3 separate regions of the Homo sapiens genome follow, and regions 2 and 3 are each linked to region 1. A link is a loop called in an ENCODE intact Hi-C map of the cell type or tissue named here. Cell type or tissue: A673. All regions are shown on one strand.

Evidence for each region. Hi-C counts contacts between places; a loop is a spot of excess contacts. Peaks named below come from ENCODE experiments on the same cell type or tissue, not always from the same donor. Only the 100,000 strongest peaks of a DNase experiment are listed, where the experiment ranks them.
Region 2: a loop joins it to region 1, with 2.5 times the contacts of the local background. A loop is called at or near these places in 9 of 110 quality-filtered maps.
Region 3: a loop joins it to region 1, with 8 times the contacts of the local background. A loop is called at or near these places in 29 of 110 quality-filtered maps.

Annotation. Positions count from the first base shown.
Region 1 is chr13:102,453,486-102,461,485 of GRCh38, reverse strand. No RefSeq gene overlaps it. Among named protein-coding and RNA genes, the nearest start is that of FGF14-AS2, 63 kb to the right of the region's middle. In A673, a CTCF peak has its summit at 3,951 (motif pointing right); a DNase peak (open chromatin) is centred at 3,975; H3K27ac peaks cover 329 bases.
Region 2 is chr13:102,397,810-102,405,809 of GRCh38, reverse strand. It overlaps a transcript of FGF14 not described here. Among named protein-coding and RNA genes, the nearest start is that of FGF14-AS2, 7.2 kb to the right of the region's middle. In A673, CTCF peaks have their summits at 3,245 and 5,674; DNase peaks (open chromatin) are centred at 3,329, 4,969 and 5,729; H3K4me3 peaks cover 4,106 bases; H3K27ac peaks cover 4,492 bases.
Region 3 is chr13:102,193,031-102,201,030 of GRCh38, reverse strand. It overlaps a transcript of FGF14 not described here. Among named protein-coding and RNA genes, the nearest start is that of MIR4705, 150 kb to the right of the region's middle. In A673, a CTCF peak has its summit at 3,645; DNase peaks (open chromatin) are centred at 3,630 and 4,840; H3K27ac peaks cover 2,425 bases.

The DNA.
Region 1 (8,000 bases):
ATGTTTTGAGTAATACAGTCTGTCTTCATTTCTGTCTTACTATCATTTCATGAGGTATTATAAATAAATAACAATTCAAAGGCAAGTGAATCAGAACCCCTGATTGTACCATCCAATTCAGTAGTCACCAGCCACAGGTGTCTCTTGAGTCTTTGAAGTGTCACTGACTGAGAGATGTATTGTGAGTGTGACATACCCTCCAGGCTTCCAAGAAGTAGTATTTAAAAAGATACAAAATATAACATTAATCATATTTTTATATCGATTACATGTTGAAAATATATTGGCTATATGGGGTTAAATAAAACATATTAAAATTACTTTCACCTGTTTCTTTTTATTTTTGTTGATGTGGCTACAAGATAATTTCAGATAACTTAGTTGCTTGGATTATATCTGTTGGACAGGCTGCCTGCAAGAATGCCAAATGTTTTAAGTATTGTTAGGAATTGGAGGGTGCAGCAGGCCAGTGTGACTCAGGCGTTGCGGCATCTGTGGGTCCTTCTGCCTTGGTTATTTGGCGGAGATGAGCTGCCTGCCAATTATATCCACCCGAGCTGTAGATCCGGTTTTATCCAAGACCTTCCAGAAGGGACCAAGAATGCATTGGTTCCACCCCTGTCCAACGGACCAGAACAGGCAACCGTTTGAGGACCTAGACCAACACCTGCTCAGGCTGCTTTTGCGTCCTTGACAACAGCTTCAAGACGCTCATGTCTCGAGTAAAGCCCAAAGACAGCAGTGTTTGCAAGTGAACAAAAAAAATCTACAAATGGATACATTGGTATCAATCTAATAAGAATTTTGAGAAGATTAAAGGAAATTATATGTAGAAAGTCTAGATCAGTTAATTCACTTTTGATGGCATAGGGGGAAGTATTAGAAACTTTGGGAAAGAATAATAAAGAACCCTGGGTGGTGAGAATATTGTGAACCATTCAGTTAATGAAGCGATGTTTAACTGTATTGCGCAGAGCCGCAGAGTCGCCTTGAAATGGAGAATGGAGGCCACACCTGCATCAGTCCCAGAGCAACCAGGAAATCTGCTGTTACCCGTTTACATATTAATGCATGTGGTTTATAGATTTCATGAAATATCAACTAAAAAGTCCTCTGCCCTTTAAAAGGTTGGATAGTCATTGATTTAAAGAAGTTAAAATATGTATTTGATGTAAACTGAACTGAGTTTTTCAGTTTAATAATGTCATTTTACCTCTTTCTTAATCTCTAGGTGGAAATATTTATTTGAGGACACTGAAATCTGGCATTAAAAAGTAAAAAATCAAATGTTTTTACCATAACATTAAGAAAGCATTTTTATTTTATTTTTGGTTTAAGAAGAAAGGGAGTTTATCTAGGGATAGTTCACAGTTCTTGGGGTTTCTGAGAATTTCACAAGAGCATAATGGAGGTGGTGTGCGTCTGTCCCATAAAGACCCCAGCTTCTGCCGCTTAGTGTGAGTGCTCAGGATCACTACCCCTACGATGGCTGCTGAGTGTGGGGTCCACTGCCACCCTTCCCTGGAGTGCACCTTGTCAGACCCTCCTCCAAATTCTCCAAACCGGCCATCTTGAGCAGGTGTGTCTGATTGGAGGAGCCTGTGCCCCGTGCCTGTTGTAGCTGCGATGGAGGTGGGGAAAGTGAGATTCCAGCTTCTGCTCTGGGGACCCGTAGCTCATAAAACAGAGTTGCCCAAACATGGGAGAGGCTTCAGAGCCTTCTTCCATACCCATGCAAGCGCCTTCTCCTCCACGTTTCTGTATTTCCTGTGCAGAGCCTTGCTTGCCCTCTGGTGTCCCACAGTATTCTGCATGGACCTCCGCCACATTATTCATCAAGCTAATGGTCAAGAGGTCTGCAACAGTCTGCGAACTCCAGCTATTCATGTTTGGATCCTCATTCCATAGCATCGTGCCTGGCACAAAGAAGATATTTAGGAAGTGTTCGCAGTGAACAAAAAAGTGAATTAACTGCAGTAGATTAATTTTCCTAAAGTAACTGCTTGCCTCACTGCCAGCTTACCATCAAAAATTCTAGGGGACATCAAATAGGTGCTTGGAGAGAGGGGCACGTATGTTCGTCTAGAGCTGCAAAAGGGTTACTTTGGGGACAGAAGAAGAAAGTTCTGAGGAAGTTGGATCATGTTTTATTATTACTACTATTTTAATAAATACTCATATTTAGCTATTACCAACATAACAGCTTACTTGCCACGGAAGGGGATGAGTCTTAGCCCTCTCAGATTTGGCATCATTCAGGGTCCTCAGTGAATAAAATTCAAGGGAAGAAATAGAACTTTGCAAGTTTCAGACCCAGGGTGGCATCCCCTAGTACCTGGCCAAGAACAACTAGAATGTGGCTGAGAAGTTGAAAGGCTGTGTCCTCCCTCGCCTTCCCTCCTTCTTTCACAGACCCAACCTCTTTCTCTGTACATTTATCTAAAGTGTGGGAACATAAGAAAGAGAAGATGAAGCCCCAATTTCACAGAACAGTAGCCGAAATTACACAGAAAAGCCATAAAGCAGTGCTTCTATTTCGTTTCATTTTTAAAAGTCATTTACTTTATGACTATAAAATCTGAAGCTGTTTCTCCCCCCAAATTAGAATCCCATGAACTAGAGAGATAAGTTACTAAGATTTTTTATTTTTTTATTTTTCTGAGACATCGTCTTGTTCTGTCACCCAGTCTGGAGTGCAGTGGCATGTTCTCGTTTGACTGCAACCTCCGCCTCCCTGGTTCAAGTGATTCTGCAACCTCAGCCTCCTGAGTAGTTGGGACTACAGGGGTGCATCACCATGCCTGGCTAATTTTTGTATTTTTATTAGAGACGGCGTTTCACCATGTTGGCCAGGCTAGTCCCAAACTCCTGACCTCAGGTGATCTGCCTGCTGTGGCCTCCCAAAGTGCTGGGATTACAGCAGGTGTGAGCCACTGCACCCAGCGGAGTTATTAAGATTTTCATATCTCCTTTAAGCAACTATTTCAATGCCCTTTGAATTCCATATATAAGGCATATATTTGGATATGAATACTATATGAATATATGTAAATATGATCCTGGTTAAATTACACATGATGTGAGGCTTGATGTGCTGCCTTTTTTACTTAATATTCTGTCAATGCTTTCTAATGTCATTGAAATGTGCTGAAGGCTTTATTTTTAATGCCTGCATAGTATTTCTCAATATGAATTCATCATATTTATTTATTTCCCTTTCATGTAATTTATTCCAAATTTGTCATTGTTATAAACATTCAGGGATTAAGCCAGTTGTAACCTTGGCTGTAAACTTTTATGCTGACAGCCAAATCAACAATTCAACATATCATGAGAAGAGGAGAAAGGATGTGAAATTTCTCACTGTGGTAACACTTGATGACTGTAATTATGACATTGATCCTATATCTCACCTCCATTGGTAGATATAGAAACTGAGGCTCATATTGTTAAGAGAACATGCCCTAAGTTACACAATTAATCAGTGGAAGAAGTGAGATTTAAACCCAAGTCTACCTCACGTCAAAATCCACACCTTTTCCTCTGTGGTGTATGTCCCTGTTCTGACTTAGGAAATTTCCCTCTGTAACTCCAGTGGGGCTACTAAGTGTAAACGGGTATTGTGAAGGAAGGTCCGTCTTAGAGCTGCAGCCAGTATGCCCTGTTCCACCAGGGGTACAAAACAGTTAAATCTCTATTATTCTCCAAATCAAAGGAATCGGGCCCTCCTCTTACAATCTTTGAAGATCTTTTTGTTTTCTTACCCCTGGAATTTTACTTCTATCAATTTTCACACCTGAAGCACACATACATGCGCGCACACCACACACACACACACACACACACACACACACACTCCACATGACAGGTCAAGAATCTCAGGCTATCCTAGATGACGTGTCAATCACCTCGCACAGAGGAAACCGGAAGTTTAAAGGTTGTCTGCAGTCCCTGTAGCCATTGCTGCCACATGGTGTCACTGTTGAAGCACAGGCAGACCAGCTGCCCCAGTACTCTCTCCTTTGTCCCCAGAGTTGGGCATGAGCCTCCCTACCTCCATGTCCCCTCTCTAAACGACATGGTGACCTGGAAATCGGATACAATCCCTGGCTGCCTCTGGCTCAGATACTTCTTTCCATGGGGCAGAGTCGCCATCATTCATTACACATATATACAAGACACACAGGTATGTGAGCTGCCTGTCTCAGGTGTGCAAACTTAGCCCACAGCCTCTTGGCTAGATCACATACCAGTGATCTAGGTTCAACGCCACCCATTGGTAATGTGGCTACTTGAATTAAGACAAGTAGTGGGGGTGACCTGCTAAAGATAGTGCTATCAGTTTCTTTCCTCCTTCAGCCAAAAAACGTTCTTTTTTGCTGTTGGGTATGTGGAGAGCTGGTTTACTCATCCATGTGGAATGATGGAGATTTTTCCCTTCCACCCCTTCTCAGACAGAGGATAAAAGCCCTTATGTTTTTAGGATCTAAGTCTTACTGTCTCTTAGAGAAGAGAAAAAAATTTCTTTATGTCTCAAAAGTCCAAGGTTTTGTCTTGGGCAAACGTGTAATTTTAGAGAGAAAAAGTTGGTGTTTCAGGGAATGAAACAAAAAGCAGTGAACTCTGTGATTATCCCCAAATTCCAGGAGAAAGGGCAAGGTGGGTGTGGATTTCGTTATGGGCAGGTGACATGCATGTTTTGGCACAGGAATCCCTAGCACTGTGCCTAGTGCTGTGGCTGGGGTGCCGGATGCAGGTACCATGTAGAAGAGGAGGTGGAGACACGAGCCATCAAAGAACCTGACTGGTCTGAGCCTGCAGCTGGTGACAGCCCTATTTTGTTGTGATTGGGAGGGCAGGTTGCAAAATCAGAGAAAGAAGGGCCACTAGCACCTGCGGGAGCTCAGCGACATCAAGACATTTCTCCTCTTAGGAGTGCACATTTGGAGGAAGCCACCTCTGGGACATGGAAGATATTCCTTTTCTTTGAATATCTAATGGGAAGTGGGAGAATCCCCAAGAGTTTAAAAATGGACTTTGTGTCAATCTGCCATTTGGATGCCAAGCCAGATGAAATTTAATGTGGAGACATTAAAGCAATGTGAAATTGCACCCCAGTGTTGAGTAATAGTCTATAGAATTACCCCTCATGCATACAACCACCTGTCCAGATTCAAGCCTCTACTATACTGATCAATTTTACCTACCTCTTGTCAGAATAGAAGAGACCCATCTCATCACTGACGTTCAGGATTCCATCTTGTCCAGCTGGCTCAGGGACTTCTCCGTCATCACCTTCTCTTTCTTCTGTGTCTTCAACCCTTTGCTTTGCCTTGATCTCTTTCCCATCAGCTTTTTAAATACACCCTAGTCTCTTCCATCTTAATAAGCTTTCATCATTTGCCAAATTATCTTTGCGTTAGGCCCTTGTTTGTAGCTAGAACACTGACCAAAGCCTTCAGGAGTGGTCCTGCTCTGTTGTCTGCCAGAATAACTGCTTATGACCTGAGCAACCAGTAGCAATATCAACAATAGAAATTTTGGGAGCATAATGGAATGCTAGAGCCCAAAGCTAATCTGCCTTTAAGACATAATCATGGCCATCCCTAGTATGCCTCAATTCACAGTTTGCTTTGGTTATCCCCATAAGTCCAAACCTCTGAGAACGTTTGCTACCACTTGAACTTCCATTTATGTTCCTCTCTGTAAATCCCTAATATGTCCCAATCCCACAACCTTCCCTGTCACCTCAAACCCCGTCACCGTGCCTTCTAGAATTCCTGCTCTGTGACTGGCCAAATCCTCTTTGTCTCAGCCAGCTCAAGTTGCTATAACAAACGATTGACTGGGTCTCTGAAACAGCAGACATTTATTTCTCACAAGTTCTGGAGTTTGAGAAGTCTGAGATGAAGTTGCTGGCAGATTTGGTCCCTGGCGAGGTCTCCCTTCCTGGCTTGCTGATGGTTGCTTTCTTGCTGTATCCTCACATGGTGGAGCGAGAGCAAGCTCCAGCCTCTTCCTCTTACATGGACACTAACACCATCATGAGGCTTCACCCTCATGATCCTATCTAAGCCCAATTACCTCCCAAAGGACTTACCTTCATATACTATCACATTGGGGATTAGGACTTCAACATATAAATTTAAAAAACATTATTTTGAACACATACATTTTGAAAAACATTCAGTGCATAACATTAGGCCCCTGGCTCCCCACTCTAATTCATGTCATTCTTGCATGCAGAGTACATTCATTCCATCCCAACAACCCCAAAGTCTGAACTTGTTCCAGCATTAACTCTAAAGTCTGAAATCCAAAGTCTCACCTAAATATCATTGAAATCAGATATAGGTGAGACTTGAGGTACAATTCATCCTGAAGCAAAATTCGTCTCCAGCTGTGAAACCGTGAACCTGGATATGTTTTGTGTTTCCAAAATATAATTGTGGAGAAGGCATAGGGTTAGACATTTCCATTCAAAAAGAGATAAATAGTGAAGTAGATGGTGATGGGTCCCAAGCAAGTCAAAAACCTAGCAAGGCAAAATCCACTGCTTTTTTTTTTTTTTTTTTTTTTTTTTTTTTTGAGATGGAGTCTCACACTGTCACCTGGGCTGGAGTGCAGTGGTGCGATCTTGGCTCACCGCAACCTCCTCCTCCCGGGTTCAAGCAATTCTCCTGCCTCAGCCTCCCAAGTAGCTGGGATTACAGGCACCCGCCACCACGCCCAGCTAATTTTTTGTAATTTTAGTATAGATAGGGTTTCACCATGTTGGTCAGGCTGGCCTCGAACTCCTGACATCAGGTGATCCACCTGCCTCAGCCTCCCAAAGTGCTGGGATTACAGGCGTGAGCCACTTTGACAGGCCCCCACTGCACCTTTAGATGGAGAATACTCTTGTGGTTTGATGCTCTGCCTTCCCAACCCACAGGACCCACTGGAGCTGCTATCCTGCCTCCTCAGCTCTGCCAGGGGGCAAGGTGAGGGTTGTGCTCCAAGACTTCCAGTGGCCCCTCCCTCAAGGCTCCAGGTGGCCACAGTCTGACCTGTTGAAATAGAAACTGAGGAGATTCCCCCAACTCCCACCCTTTGAAATAGGAAGAGGCAGCCCTGATGATCTCTGCAGAGACTTTGTGGTCATTCTTCCCTTGTATGAAGAAGGGTGCATCCAGTGGAATAGCTCTGTAGTCTGTTTCTGCAGTCTAAAAGCCTTCCTTCATTTCCTCCCATTTTCCCCTCCATCCTCAAATCTTGTTTTCACTACTCCTTCCAAGCAGGGCCTCTAACAGAAATCTGGCTGGTATCTCAGCATACAACTTCCCCTGAAGCCTTTCAATTGGAGGCATTTTTTCCCCTTCTTAATTCTCATCGCCACTTCTGAACGATTAGGCTCTCTCTCACTTTCTCTTTTTCTTTTAAAAATTTTCATGCTTATACCATCTGATTGATTCTATCATGGTATCAGTCAGAGTCCCAGCTAGGAAACAGATGGCACACTCAAAGTAGGAAAATTCAAAGAGGGGTTTAAAAAAGGAGCATTTACACAGATACAAGTAGGCTATAGAGAAACTACGAGGAATAGTGCAGGAACCTGGAACTAGTAAGAGTGGTCACCTCAAGGGAGGCATTCGGGAGTTGTTATCAAAACCTAGAGTAAGAGACCCATGTAGAATTGGCTGCTGTATTAGTCCGTTTTCATGCTGCTGATAAAGACATACCCCAGACTGGATAATTTATAAAGAGAAAGAGATTTAATGGAATCACAGTTCCACGTGACTGGGGAGGCCTCATAATCATAGCAGAAGGTAAAAGGTGCCTCTTACATAGTGGCAGACAAGAGAGAAATGAGAGCCAAGCAAAAGAGGAAACCCCTTATAAAACCATCAGATCCTGTGAGACTTATTTACTACTATGAGAACAGTATGAGGGAAACTGCCCCCATGATTCAATTATCTCCCACCAGGTCCCTCCCACAATACATGGGAATTATGGGAATT
Region 2 (8,000 bases), 56 kb after region 1:
TCCAGCTCACAGGAAGGATGGAAGAGAGACGTGGAAGGCAAGGAGCTTCCTTTGAAGAATATGACCAGGAAGTTGAACATGTCACTGCTGCTCACATCTCATTGATCAGAATCTAGTCACGTGACCACACTTAACTATGATGGGGCTGAAAATTGTATTCTCCATCTGAGTACCCATGTGCCCTTCCAAAACTGTAGAGCGGGTGGGGTTCAATACTAAAAGGAAGAGTGCAATAGAAGAGCAATAATTGGAAGCAAATAGTAAAAGCATGCTGCAATAGTTTTACAGATTTTTGCTGATTAATATCATGAAAGTTCACATATCTTACATTAAAATAAAATGCAAATGTGATTGTGTCATGAAATTCTGGTCATTACAGTTACTTTTAGAATTGTTTACTATAATATGCTGAAGGTAGGTTTAATTTTTAAATGAACTTGTTTATGAGTACTGGGTTTATTTTACGTTAGCCTTATGAAAACAGTCTTACAGATTTTCTCTCCTATATACTACAAATTTTACTATCAATTCTTACAGTCTCAGATTTTTAAATCTTATTTCTACTTACATGCATTTCAAAACTTGCATTTTTCCCCATAGTTTTTCATTTTTGTCATCTAATATTGATTGGAATGTAGCATGGCAAAGAGTAAGCAAACATTTTGATATCTTCCAAAACAAACCTTAAATAATTGTCTGGAATTCAGGTCAGCATCATATGTATATTTGAATCATCCATGATCTGGAGGCCCCAGAACCTGAGTTAATTCTTGGACCATACTTAGTCTTTCTTGTATAACTGGAAATCTGGTTCAAGTTCATCATTTAGTATCCAACGTGGAGTCTTGTACAGTTATTTTCACTGAGCGGATGCTTAATAAATATTGGTTGAATGACTGAATTGGGCTACTCAGAAAACATCAAAAATTGAGGGTCCTTTAGACCAAAAGTAACCTTAATTGGTTAGTCATCTTTTCCAGACAAAAACAATTGCTTTTTGCGGGGTTTAATGATGTGAATAGTAGCCTATGTAACCTAAGTAAATAATATATCAATAAATATAGGAAAGAAGTGCAGAAAGAGCAAAATGTTATACATCATAAGAAAGTTTCTCATTCCTCTAAATAGTATAAAATATGAGAAGCAACTAACACATTGCTTGGCATAATAGATTCTCAATAAATAGTAGTCACAGTTAATTGTCTTTTATATTGTTCCTTAGGTCACAAGTCAAAGAAGTTTTTCACCAACATGTAGCAAAAGAAATGACAGTTTTCTGGCAGTTATTCCTTATTTCAGTAGGGAACAAATTCACTGTCAGAATGCAGAGAAGAAAGTCAAATTCTCATATTCAAGAAGAGCTGATTTGAGACAGACTGTCTTTATAACAAACTAGCATTTAAGAAGATCCAATAATTATAGAATATTTCCCCAAATTTTACTCTATTTGTGAAATACTCCAGGGAACTCAGAAAGTTTTAACATAACATCAGAGCCTGTGAGTTTGGAAGGCCTATTTATATTTCAGCTATTTCTCTGGCATTTGCCCAGTGATAATATATTGGGATATTCTGGAACCCCCTAGGAGACACCAACATGTTATAGAAGCAGCATATGGTATCTGTCTCTGATTGATATAAAAATTATTTTCTAATTATTTGGCCATGCTATTCCATTTTTCCTCTTTCAAAAAGAATTCCACTCTTCATTTTTTTTTTTTTCAGTCTGTTTCTTCTTAGTAAGTCACTGGCATTACATTCAGGTACTTTTAGTATTCTCTATTTCTTTACCTCACAAACCTTTTTAGACCATATTTAAATTGTAGTAATTTTTAAAAGCTGTATGACATGATCCTTTTGACACATCAAGGCCATCATGATATAGCTTTCCAATGTCTTAACCTTTATGGGATTTACTGGTTTTAAATTCTTCTATCTTACCTAGAATTGACTGATGTTTCCCAGAAGGTCAGGATATCAATGCTAATTTTAGCATCCTAACTAATAGAAAACTCTAAAAGTGGTAAAGATGTTTATTCCATTTTTTGTTTTTTGACAACTGATAATCAAGGAGTTAGTCGATTTTCTTTAAATCAACTTTTAAAATCAAATCAGTCTTTTCCATCAATCCTCAACTATATAAATCGACATCTAAGTTTATATACCATGCAGTAGAGGCAGTAGTTTTAATTTTTTTGAAATTATGAAGAAACTTCTAAATATATATATTTAAATTAGAGTTAAAATTTTTATGTCAGTTTACCTATAAAAATAGAAATAAGCTGGCATAAGTTTAATTCATTTACCTACAGAGAATGGGAGTGGTCAGTTTTACTTCTTTAAAATCCTTATCTCAAAAATATGATGAAATGCTAAGTTACTTTTGAGTAGCGGGTACTCTGGAGTTTGTTATATTATTTTTTGTAATTGTTTGTATCACTTTGCACATTGTATTTTCCTCCAAGTAGAATAAAATAAAATAACAGCTTGGTCTGAAATCCTTTGATTTTTCTGGGCAAGTAGGAAGCTGGGTTATATGTTGGTGAAAATAGAAAACTTGCCTGTTTTGTTAGGTTGGATTAGTGTAGGTGAGATGTGCAGATGAGAAGTAAATGAGGGTGAATTTAATGTTAGCTCAATTAATGAGTGCAGAAACATGCAAAGAATTAGGGCGTGATTTAAGCAGGGACTTTCTGCACAATTATTTAAAGGTAACGTGTTGTCTATAAAAGGCATACATTTTCTCATGTATACATGACCCTCCCCACAAAAGTACAGTTTGCCACCTAGATTTTAGTGGTTGTCCTTTTAAGAGGCGGTTTCTGGTAATATCTGTTATATATCTAGTTTACATTTTTCAAACAGCCCCTCAAGTAGGAGTCCAATAATAAGAATTAAAGGAACTTGAGTTTTCCTTAATGTTTTAGGTGCATTATATGCTGCTTTTGAAAATGTGAAGGTGGAACTGATTTTGGCTGGGTGGAGAAGCATTAAACCCATTTTTCTCTTTATTTCCCCCCCACCTCCAACCTCCCAACATGCATTTTCTAAGGTTTACTCATTATAATTTTTAATTTTTACTTTTCAAAATTCACTTTTAATAGAAGGCTGTCAGATTGGCTCCAAGAGCAAACAGCAGGCTGACTGGCGCTTGGCGGAGGAGGGAGAGGGTCGCGCGTTGGGTCTGGGTTTGGGGCTGGGGCTGGAGCTGGCGGGTGGGGAGACTTCAGGAGGGGCCCTAGCAGAGAGACTGCAGTGACACTGCCCTCCCTGGGCTGGTTGAAGCATCTCACTGGTGACGGGTCTGAAAGCACGTGGCTACGTCATGGAAAGCCAGTCTTTTCAATGCAAACTTCAACTCCTCCTCCTCCTCCCTCTAATGCCTGTAACTCACATCCGAGGCTGGGCGAGGAATCCGGAGGGGAGATTTTCCTCATGCTCACGGTTGTTGGAAACTGGAAGAGTGAGAGGAAGGAGGAAGGGGATTTGTGGCGCTCTCTACCTACTACAAGACTGACAAGGGGAGGGGGCACCTAAATTTGCATCTTTTCTTCGTGGTGATTGAGAACTGCAGGTTCAAACCGATCCCACTGAGCACTGGCGATTGATTATAAAAAAAAATCGACACTGGGAGAAGGGAGGCTCTGTCTTCGGCTGTCAGACTCAATCTCGGAGGTGGTATTGGTGTGTGAGTGTGTGTGGTGGTGTTTTTTTTTCTTTTTTTTTCTTTTTTCTTTCTTTCTTTCCTCTTTTTTTTTTTTTCCTTCTCTCCTAGGGGCTACACAATGGCAGTCTTCTCTCAGTAAGATGAATCCTGCTTTGCCTTCTGCAGATCCACCCATCCTCATAGCGATCAAGTAAAAAGGCTATGGTTTTCTCTTTGGGGATCTTTTGTGCATTACTGTTCTCCCTGATTAGTTTTGATCTCAGTTGGGATCTCTTTGCTTTTCTGTTTGGCTTCATGCTGAAAAAGGATTTTTTCTCCAACCCTTTGGTAATAATCCGGTGGTGATCGAGGGGGGATAAATCATTCACCCTGGCCGAAAACAAACAATCACTGAGAAGTCTCAAAGAAATATACCACGTGAGGGGAAAAAACTGGGAGAAGATCCGGAATATTATCGTTTTTCCTATGGTAAAACCGGTGCCCCTCTTCAGGAGAACTGATTTCAAATTATTATTATGCAACCACAAGGATCTCTTCTTTCTCAGGGTGTCTAAGCTGCTGGATTGCTTTTCGCCCAAATCAATGTGGTTTCTTTGGAACATTTTCAGCAAAGGAACGCATATGCTGCAGTGTCTTTGTGGCAAGAGTCTTAAGAAAAACAAGAACCCAACTGGTAAGCGAAACATGCATCATGTTATGTTTTTCCTCATAATAACCTGTCTGTTGCTCATCGAGCTAGATCTGCAGTTCTGCTATGCAGGAAGGCAGGGGAAACATACCAGGAACCAGGACAGTGTTGCATATAGAGGTGTTGCATGAATAAACAAGTAACAGCTGGATCGGCGTCTACGAACCCCAAAACCATTATTGGCATCCCTTGGCTGTGACACAATCCATCACTAGGAGGGAGGAGGAAACTTTTTTTTTTTTTTTAATGTATTTGGTTGCCTATGTTTGGTGGAATAGTGAAGGGCTATGGCTTAAGGTTGTGCCCCAGGCAGCTGAAGCTTCGGTAGTTGCCAGGAAAAAGAACCGCGAGCTCCCCTTACTTCTGCAGCAGGTTCGAGGGACGTAGCTGGGTTCCGAGAACCTGCTCTAGACTTTCTGATTAGCTTGCACAATATTCGCCACCACGATCACCTTTACCAAAGTAAAAGAGGCCCCCTCCCTCGCGGCCCCGCTCCTCCGTCAGCCCCCGCGTCCCTCCCCCGTCCAGCTCCGGGTGCCCGAGCATTAACTCATTCCCCCTGTCTGCCTCTGACACATCCTGCCACCGGGAATACTTGAGCAAGGCTTGCGCCGGGAGGGAACCCCAGACTGAGAGGACAAGCCCAGCCCCTCTAATATTTGTAATTGAAGTCCCCCCCTTTAGAAAGCGGTGTCAAAGCCCTGCGTCGGGGTCCCACAGGGCCAGGGGTGGGGATGAGCCAGGCCGTGAGTTCCTGCTTTTAAGCCTACTGGTGATCATGCGCCCCGATTCCAAAGGGCTCCAACAAGGGAACTTGCAGTACATTACATAAGAAATGCAAATGCATCTGATTTGGGGAGTCGGATCCCAGGGGTTCCCGTCCCCGCGTCTCAGTCCGAGGCGATTGGGGGCGGCCGCGGAGCTGTGGGCGAGCAACCCAGGGGAGGCAGGCTGGAGGGCTGCATGGTGGTGGCGGCGGCGCTGGCGAGGAGGCTGGGCGCAGCCTTTCCCGGAACCGCTCACGCTGGCAGCCGGGAGTGTGTGGCGTCCCCTAGCTCCGTTCAGGGTGGAGAGGGACCCGGGGCCGGCTGTTTTTGTCTGGGGTTGTGTCTGAAGGAGGGAGCGGGCAGATCGGCCGTCCCGCAGTGGCAGCCCGGGCTCTGGAAGCTCCTGACGCTGGCACTGCGGTGCAGTAGATCATGGCTCTCCACGGCCTCCCTGACGCCCTGGGCTCTGCCGGGGGCCGCACTGGCACCCAGAGCCCCAGCGACTGGGGCAGCAAGTGGCTGCTGCCCTCCAGCCTCCGAACCTTGCCAATGCAACGTAGCTGGGGTGGCGCGCTCCGAGGGGTCTGCCGCCTGCGGGTGCAGCGCGAGGCAGAGGAGGAGGAGGTGCGGGTGGGCGGGGACGGAGGCGGTGGGTGCGGAGGCTGAGACCGTTTGCGGCCACCATTCCTGCAGCAAAGGAGAAACTGCGAGTTGTTAGACAGTCTAAAAGGGCAGAGGCTCCTATGCTGGGGCGGAGAAGATTGCCCCCAGCTGGTACTTTGGGGTGGCAATTGAGGCTCTGGTAGTAGCCTCTGGCTGCTCCGTGGACTCGGTGCTGCAGTGGGCTCTGGGCTCTGCCCTGAGTCCTCCTCCCTGTGTTCTAGTTCTTACACCGTTTCTATTCACCCCATCTGTTTCCTCCTCCTCCGTCCTTTTACCCTCCTCTCTTCTTAACTCCTCAGCGTTTAGCAACTCTGAAACGACACACCAACCTGAGAATTGCCCAAGGGGAAAACAGTGTTGTCACCTTTCCACCCGCATGTCTAATTCAGCTATGAAGTGTACCCCAAGATGTACTCCAAGTCCCCGACATCAAACCTAAAACTTGCTGACGCTTGGTTCATACAAAACCAACTTACATCTGCAACACTATCTCACAGCCTAATATGAAGACCCTTTTTGCAAGACTTCTCAAAGTGAGAAAGGCCAAGGGCTGCAGTGGGAAGGGCAGGGGTGACTGCTTTACACTGCAAAAATGGTGGTCTTTTGAACCCTTCTTGTGTCTTTCTGTGAAAAGATTTAACTCTCTTCTGAGAAAGGAATAGTGCAAAAACATTTTTTATTTAGATGTGACCATTTGTCTTAGGGACCTTGAAGTCAGTCCTTCCATAGTACTGGAGAGTGGGAAATAATTTAGCACAGAACAGTAAGTTTCTTTGTAGGCCTTTATAATTTTTTTTGTAAACAATTTTACCGGAAACACTAAATTTCTCCCTATACACGAGTCACAATCTTATTACACTTCCTCCATCCCACCCACTTTCATCTCTCTGGAATAGTTTTTCCCCCCTTCCAAGGCATTTTTGGAAACTGTGGAACAAATGACAATTTATTTTTAGAACAATTCATTTTGCAGCTTATGAATGCTAAAGTATTTGGGTATGAATTGATGGGCTAACTCAAAGTGTATCTAAGAACATTACCAACTATTCTAATAGGATAATTTAGTGTTAGATAACCAGGGATATGAGTTCCAACCAGGGAGTTGGAGCATTTAGTATATATATATATTATATATTATACATATATATAATATATATATTTAAATGGGACATTAATGTGTCACATTATTTATCTTACCTTCTAAAAGTTTTAGCCTGTTAAGCTTGAATCGAACCCATGCCAAGCCATTCCCTTTCACTATTGTACTTCGTGAGTTCCATTCTCCTGCTAGTAACATAAAGCCTAAAATCTTTTGCAGGTTTTTGATCCCAAAATAGCAGTAGAACTAAAAAGTTAATTGGGTAATTAAAATGAAACAAACACTAAAATTCTTTTAACTGTTACAGCCAAAAGGAACAGATTGACTACTACCTATTATGTTATCTTAAATTTAAAAAGAGAACAATTAACTGGTTTCAAACTAAGAAACTTGGGAGAATACTGCCAAATACCAGTGAATTTGGTGTAAAGCACCTATTCTTATTTCAGAGATAAATAATAGGTTAATTTTCCTTCCTATATCTTTGGAAGTTATGAAATAATTTACTGATTATTTCCAATTCGCTAAACTGTCAACAAGTGTAGGTGGTTCAAGCATTCGTGGAATTTCAGAGCACCGCTATATAATCAAGTTGGTGTGAAAATAAGCAGAAAATAGAGTTACGAATTTAAGGACAAAGTTATTCATCTACCCAAAAGTTATTGATTAGCTCATTATTAATACTTATATAAGAGGTCTTCATTAAATAGTGTTTTGGGCTTGTTTTATGTAAAATTTAACTGGAAGAGAACATGAAAAATGTGTTTGCACAATATATGCTTTTTAAAATAAATTCCAATAGCTTAAAAGTCCTGGATATAAAGTAAATTTGCTATCTTCATTAAAACACCCAGTCTAACAACTATTATCAGAGAACACACACACACACACACACACACACACACACACACACTCTTAAATGTCCTACTTTCCTAGCAGAGCAACAGCTATGCATTTAGAATAAATGTTACCTGCTTCAACTTTCACTGTAGGAGTCATGCAAGGTGACTTTATTTTAGGCAAATCATTAAATAGGGAATACTAAGTCCAAGGCATTTATTTTGCTTGAAGGAGGCTTCATAGGTTTCTTTAAACCAGTATGATAGTTTGGATTGAC
Region 3 (8,000 bases), 260 kb after region 1:
TCCCGGGTTCACGCCATTCTCCTGCCTCAGCCTCCCCAGTAGCTGGGACTACAGGCGCCCCCCACCACGCCTGGCTAATTTTTTGTGTTTTTAGTAGAGACGGGGTTTCACCATGTTAGCCAAGATGGTCTCGATCTCCCGACCTCATGATCCGCCCGCCTTGTCCTCCCAATGTGCTGGGATTACAGGCATGAGCTACCGCCTCAATGCTGTTGTTTATATCTGCCCACATCTTCAAGTTGTCAGGGTGTTTTTTCATTGCAATGACACCCTCCAAATGAAGTCGACACTCCACCTACTTGGTGCTGCCCACAAATAGTAAGTAGAGTCTCTGACTGTCATTAGTAAAAATGAAGTCCGATTTATTAAGGAAAAAGCTGACAGAACAGCCTGGTTGAAAAAAAAAAAAAACAATCAAATGGGAATGAGAAGACCTGCATTTCCCAATGGCTAGTTGGCTGGCCACTTTCTTGCCTTGACGTTTTTCTAACATATAATATGGGAATCATGATTTCTCCCTAGAGGTCTTGGGAATATTCTTACTCAAGTATTTGGGGAGCATTTTTTATGGTGTATAGCACTGTGCTAGAATCTGAGAAAGAGAAAGATATAAATGAAAAGAATTGCTGTCCTTTAGGAATAAAAAATGTAGTTGAGGAAGCAAAATATACATACATAATAAATCAGTTTAGCAACAGTAATGATTGTTTACCTCTTTAGAGCATTTTATAGTTTTCAAAGTTATTATATGTGGGTATACAAAATTATATATATATAAATGCACATATATTCATGCATAAATATAACAAGGATTAAATGAAATTCTACATATGTGAAAGTATATGCATATAAATATATACATATATTTGTGTGTGTGCATATATGTGTGTGTGTGTTCACAATTTCATTTAATCCCTATTAGCAACTCTATGCGGCAGATAGTAATGACTCCCCATCACAGATGACAACACTGAGGCCACATGATATTAAGTAAAATTGCAAGTGAAACAGGATTTTAACACCTGTCTCTGGATGCTAAGCCCTGTGATCTTTCTATTGCAGCATACATTATTTTCTTAATCCAGGACAAGGGTGCATCCCCAAAGTGTAATGTGCCTAGTAAGTGCTGTGGAAAGCTTGCTTGGAGGAAGTGGGTTTGAGGTGCAGAAGAAGATGGGGTCTCAGATAGGGAGAGAAACACGCTCTAAAGTCTGGCATGTGGCACACTGAGAAAGAAGAAAATTGTGAATGCGAAGGATGTGTGAGTTTGGATTTTTCTGAAGGATTGGATTACATGAGTGAATATATTGCAGTGCGTGAGATTAGAGTGTAGACTGGCTGTGGAGTGGGTTACAGCATGGGATCAGAGAGGTGGGTTAGAGGTCTTTTGTACTCTCCAAACAGAAAATGCCTAAGGGAAAATATGAAAAAGAAGAGGCTGGATAGACGGACCCTTTGGAAAGACTTTGTAATGAATTCATCTAGTCTAGTGTCAAAGATTGGGTTTCTGGCTCCATGACTAACTAGGTTTGCTACCTAATCAAGTTGTTTATCTTCATCAAGTCACAAAAGTACCTGGCTCATTGGGTTGTTCTGAAGACAAATAATCCATAGAAAGCCACTTTAACTCACCAACTCACCACCTAGCATTTAGAAATCATTCATTAAATGTTAGCTAGTTATCCTAGTATTAGAGGTAAAGTGGTAGAAGGAAAGATATAAAAAGATAATCTATTGTATGAACATGTTTTAATTCCTCAGAAGAAAGACGAACTCTCTATTAAACCAAGGCTTTACACTGTTTTAACTAAAAAGCAACCAATACCAGCTTTCTCTGTGGACAAGATTTATTTTAGTTTAAATGGACAGTTTCCACTATGAAGCAATATTAGTGACTCACAGCAAAGATAATAAAACTAAGAACCACCTACACATCTTTACAAACTTTAAACTATTTGTAGTAGTGAAATAATAGTGTTTCAGGTTCTGATTTATATCAGCTTAAGCCAGTTCTTTGTATATTTCAAGACCTGCATCATCATTGTGACATTTAGACATAAGGATATTGGGGGTTTCACTGAGGCAGTCGTAGTTTTAGAGTTTGACAAAGAGTGAGGAGTAAGCACTTTCCATTTGTTCCAGGAACTTAAACATTTAATCCCTTTGGAACTACTGAGGATGTCCATAAGCCATGTCAGAGATACCACATGAGGAAGGCATTGAATAAAATACCTCCCCTCATCCCACAGGGTTGGTATTTTAATGAATCTTTAAAGCATTTGACTAATCAAATAACTTTGGCAGATTTCCTCTCAATATTTAAATGACAGTCAATTCCAAGTGCAATATTTACAAAGTCCAAAAGGATACAGAGTTTATCAGGTGGAACAGAAATTTTCTCTGGTCTTTAGAAGGAGGACTGACATTACCACGCCCTGTCTCCTTACTCAGAGGGACGCTCCGTTCAATTTTCCCATAAATTGCCTGGCTGCATTTTCCAATTCAGTCTCCTACGCCTTCCTAAAGGCAATTTTAAGACTAGGTGGCTGCCAATATAATATAATTTCGGTGGAAACAGAAAGGCCCACCTGCCTGAAATCTTCACTCAGTGGCTAGGTCATCCTCTCTAGAGGGCTACAATTAAAATTAATGTGTTATATTTGGCACTGGTGTGCATTCATTTGTCTGAGAATTCTACAGTCAGAAGACACTTTGCATACCACTGTGGTCTAACTTCGTTTTCCAGTTGGGACAACTGGACCATCAGCTCCAGGAGATTGTGTTTTATTCCTCTGATTCTTGCCTAGCACTGTGCTGTGGCTTCCGATGGTGCCTAAAAAAGCATCCCTGTTTGAGGCTGCCACTGCAACATCTACCTCCAAGAGGTGAGGTACAGAAACAGCACATTGCAAGGGGGTTCCAGAGTCATAAGATGACAACTCTGCGCCAGGGCGGGTAGGGGAAGGATAAAGCTGGGAGAGGAGGAAAGAGTCGGTGCCCAGTTAGAAGAGGACCATGGCTAGAGAGTGAAAAAAGAAAAGTGTTGCTTCGCCATGATTTCTGAGGCTATTTCTACTCAGACAGCATGTTTCACAATATTGGTTGCCCTCTATTTAGAGGTTTCTCATTGATTAATGCCATCTCAAATCAGGAGTGGGCTACTGTGTACCGTGAGGCTTTTCTGTGTTTTGATTCTGAGACCCTGAAATAATTTTGTAATGATCTAAAACTATTTTGGATGGGCTGTTGGGAGACTGTTTCAAAACACTTTTATCATAATATATTTTGTTTATATAGCATATGTATATCTATACGTGTGTTATGCTACGTATGTATATATAATTACATATAAAAGATATCAATATGTATCTATATATGTGTAAATATATTGATATTTGTATTTATGGCTTTATTATGTATAAATATATAATTATTTATGCATAAATATATTTATTTTAAAGGAATTGAGAGATTTATTTTATATGATAGGGGCATCTAAAACCGCCAAATTCTAAAGATGCAAGAGAGCTCAACCAGTTCATCTTCCTCCTTTTTTAGGTAAAGAAACTGAGAGAGTCAGGAAAGTTGAGTGACTTGGCCAAGGTCTCAGGAAAAGCAAGAGCCCCACCTAGAGCTCAATTTGTACTTTCCAGGCCAGGATACCTTCCAGTGTACCCCTGGGTCTAGGGCAGTAGTACTTGGTGCTGGTAAAGGGGTTAGGCTCTGGGTCTTGAAATTGTTTCCTACTCATGATTCTGAAATGCACTACCTCATACTTTGACTTGATATCCACTTTAGAAGGGCCAAAAGGAGAATGTGAAGAAGTCATTGGCTTGGAGAGAGTACGATAAAACCTCAATAGGAAAACTAAATGTGGTTGATTTGTACATTCATCAAATGTAAATGAATACCTGTTCTTACAATGGAATGTCTATAACTGTGTCCTGAGAACCCATCCTAGCAGATACTACTCACAGAAATAGGTCTTTCCTTTCTATTTTCTCTCCTTATCATTGAGACCACTAGAGTCCATCTTGCTTTAAGTTTACATTGTAAGAGCAGAAAAAAAAAAACCAAAAAAACAAAATCTGGACTCAGGTGTGGACTCTTCAAAGATAAACCACTGGTAACAGTCATTCTAGTCTCCACCAGTGATTTATCTCTGAAAAGGGCCTGACAAAGGGGGATGGATGGAAAGGGGGTAGATGTTGATCAAACGGTACAAAGTTTCTGGTAGACAGGAATAGTAACCTTTAGTGATCTTTCACACAAAATGGTGATTATAATAAATACGATTGCATTACATATTTCAAAATTGCTAAAAGGGTAGATTTGACATGTTTTTGCCACAAAAAATTATATGTGAGGTGATGAATTTGTTAATTAGTCTGATTTAATCATTCAACATTGTGAACATATATCAAAACATCACCTTGTATGCTATAAATAAATACAATTATTATTGGTCAATGAAAAATAAAATAAAAATTTTAAAAAGATAAACCACTACCTTTTTCTTTACCAGAGGCTGTTTATCAGATGTCCTTCAGTACTAGGCAAACTGAGAACCCCACTGTTTGGATAACATTGCTGCAGCAGGAAGGATTTTTTTTTCTTTCCTGAGGCTTTTTTGCTTGAATCCAAATTTCTTTACAATTGACTCATTCATTTCTCCTACCCCTGCCTACTTCTGTCAGCTCTTCTGGGAAAAATAGCAAATGAATTTAACATTTTCACCCAGTGGCTGGAGGCCACAAGACTAGGGCACTTAATATGATACGGTTAGCTTTGTTTCAAATTAAAATTGGAACCAGTAATGTCTTAATTCTCTTGTCTAGACGATTGTCACGGCTGTAAATTATCATCATAATAGCTATTGTATGGTTTCTAATGACTTTACCAAAACATTATTTGCCAATCCTATAAACTTTTTGAACATGCTGTTTAGTTTATCCTGATGAATCTATTAAGAGGTGACACATACATCCTGCTTCCTCTCTCCAAAGAGACATTTGTGGATTCAATTCCTTGCTTGTTGCTAATGCCACTTTGTAATCTCAATACTGATCTAATTCTGTTTTCTGTCTGTCTACAACAAATTTAATCAGAAAAATCATTATCCAAATGTAATGTTCTGTGTTAGTATAATTACTGATAAAGTAAGCTTTACATCTGCCATTTTGCCACATGTGGGTTTTTTTTACTGTTGTTTTGATTTGAGTTTTTTTTTTTTTTTTTTGAGACTGGGTCTCACTGCGTCACCCAGGCTTGTATGCAGTGGTGTGATCTTGGCTCACTGCAACCTCTGCTTCCTGGGCTTAAGTGATCCACCAGCCTCAGCCTCCAATTGGCCACCATGCTCAACTAATTTTTGTATTTTTTGTACAGATGGGGTTTCACCATGTTGTCCAGGCACATGTGTTCTATATGTCTTTTTTTGTTTGTTTGTTTCTCTCTTTTTCCATTATTTTCTTCTTTTATGCTAAATAGATGTTTTCTAGTATAACATTTTAATTCCATTAATATTAATATTTCTTTAATTGTATTTTTACATTCTTTTCTTAATGGTTGCTCTGAGGATTATAACTAGTATCTTAACAATTTAGTTTGGATCAATACCAATTTAATGTCAGTGGTATATAAAATTTTGCTGCTACATAGCTCTACTTTTCCCCCTTTCTTTGTGCTCTTATATAAGAATAAATATTTACAGATTATAAGTCCATCAGCACCATTTTATAGTTGTTGATTTGTATAGTTACCTTTTAAATAAACAGGGAAAAAATTACAAACCAAGGGTATATTCATACTATTTTTTATGCTTATTTATATTGTTACGTCTACTGGTGCTGTTAATATTTCTTCATGTGGATTCTATTTATTGTCTATTGTCCTTTATTTTCAGACTGAACAACTCCGTTTAGCATTTCTTATAGAGTAGATTTATAAGTGACAAATTATTTCCATTTGTTTATATGGCAATGTCTTCACTTTTTTTTTCATTTTTGAAGAATAGTTCTGAAAATTATAGAATTCTTATTTGACAGTATTTTTCTTTCAGTACTTGGAGTATGTCATCCCGTTGCCTTCTGGAAACCATAGTTTCTGATAAGAAATCAATTGTTCCTCTTATCAAGGACCCCTGTATGTGATGAGCCACTTCTCTATTACTGTGTTCAAGATTCTCTCTTTATCTTTTACTGTTGACAACAATTCGATTATGATATGTCTGGGCATGGATAATTTTAGTTGATCTTACATACATTCTGAGTTTCTTTTAATATGTATAGTTTAATGATTTTCAAATGAAATTTTGAAAATTTGGTTACTGTTTCCTCAAATATTTTTTCTACTTTTTCTCTTTTACTTCTTCTTCTAAAGTTTTCATTATGTGGATGTTGGTACACTTGATAGCATCACAGGGACATTGGAGACTTTGTTCATTTTTCTTCATTATTTTTTCTTTATATTCCACAGACTAGATAGTCTCAATTGACCTGTCTTCAAGTTCACTGATTATTTATTCTGCCAAGTAAAATTTCCAATTAAGTCTCCCTAGCAGGGGAACAACACACAATGGGGCCTGTCAGGGGGGCAGTGGGAGGGAGAGTATCAGGATAAATAGCTAATGCATGTGGGGCTTAATACCTAGGTGACGGGTTGATATGTGCAGCAGACCACCATGGCACACATTTACCTGTGTAACAAACCTGCACGTCCTGTACATGTATCCCAGAAATTAAAATTAAATTAAAAAAAGAGAAAAATAAAGCATTTACAATACATTTTAATGTGTATTTAATATGTATTTTAATATGTTTTAAGCTCTCAATAAAAGTTGGCTAATTTTGTAACATAGAAAAAGTCTCCCTAGCAAATTTTTTATTTCAGTTATTGTATCTTAGAGCTCTAGAATTTCGATTTTTTAAATAATTTATATGTTAAGTTGATGTTATCTATTTGCTGATATATCATTCTCATGTTTTTCTTTAAATGTGTATTCATGGTTTACTTTTGGTCTTTGAAAATAATTGTAATGGCTTTAAATTATAATTTAAAGTTATTTCAAATTTTTGACTAGGAATTCTAATTCATGGACTTTTTCAGGGACAAAAATTATAATAAAAAAATTCATGACTGATTTTATCCCCTTGTTTTGGGGCCATATTCCCCTGTTTGTTTACATGTATCATGATTTTTTTGAAACTGAATATTTTAGATAATATGATGTAGCAACTCTGGAAACCAGATCCCATTCTTCACAGTTTGCTATTGTTCCTGTTTGTTATTGTTGTTCTTTGTTTCATGACTTTCCTGTAAGAACTCTATAGTTTCTCATGTGTAGTAACTGGTTAACATAATTGTCAGCTAATGACTAGACATGCATTTCCTTAGTATCTTGAACGAGCAACTCTCCCAGTCTTTCCTGAATAGTTCCATGTGTGTTAGGTGCATGCCTTCAATTTACTGGTAGGCAGTTGAAAACTCTGTTACCATTAATGTCCTGCTTGCTCAGATACTCAAGGTCAGCAAAAGTTAAAAAATTAGGACCTTTTCAGGTGTCTCAACTTCCTGCACATGTGTGTTGCCTTCTAGATTCTCAGAAACATGTTGGAGCTTTTCAAAGTCCTTATTGTGTTCTCAAAATGTCTATGTTGTAATTACAGTTAGATGAGATCATGTGACTGGATCCCTCATGATGAGATGAGTGCCCCCAAAAGAAGACACCAGAGAGCTTGCTTCTCATTCCACACGCATGCTCCAAAGAAAGGCCATGGCAGAGCACAGAGAGAAGGAGAGCTCCCACCAGAACCTGGCAAAGTGTGCTGCTGGCATGCTTGTCTCATAATTCTGCCCTCCAGGACTGTGAGAAAATAAGTTTCTGTTGCTTAAACCACCTAGTCTATGGTAATTTATTATGGAAGCCCAAGAAGACTCACACTAATTTTGGTACCAGGAAGTGGGGTGCTGATGCAACAAATACCTAAACATGCGTAAGT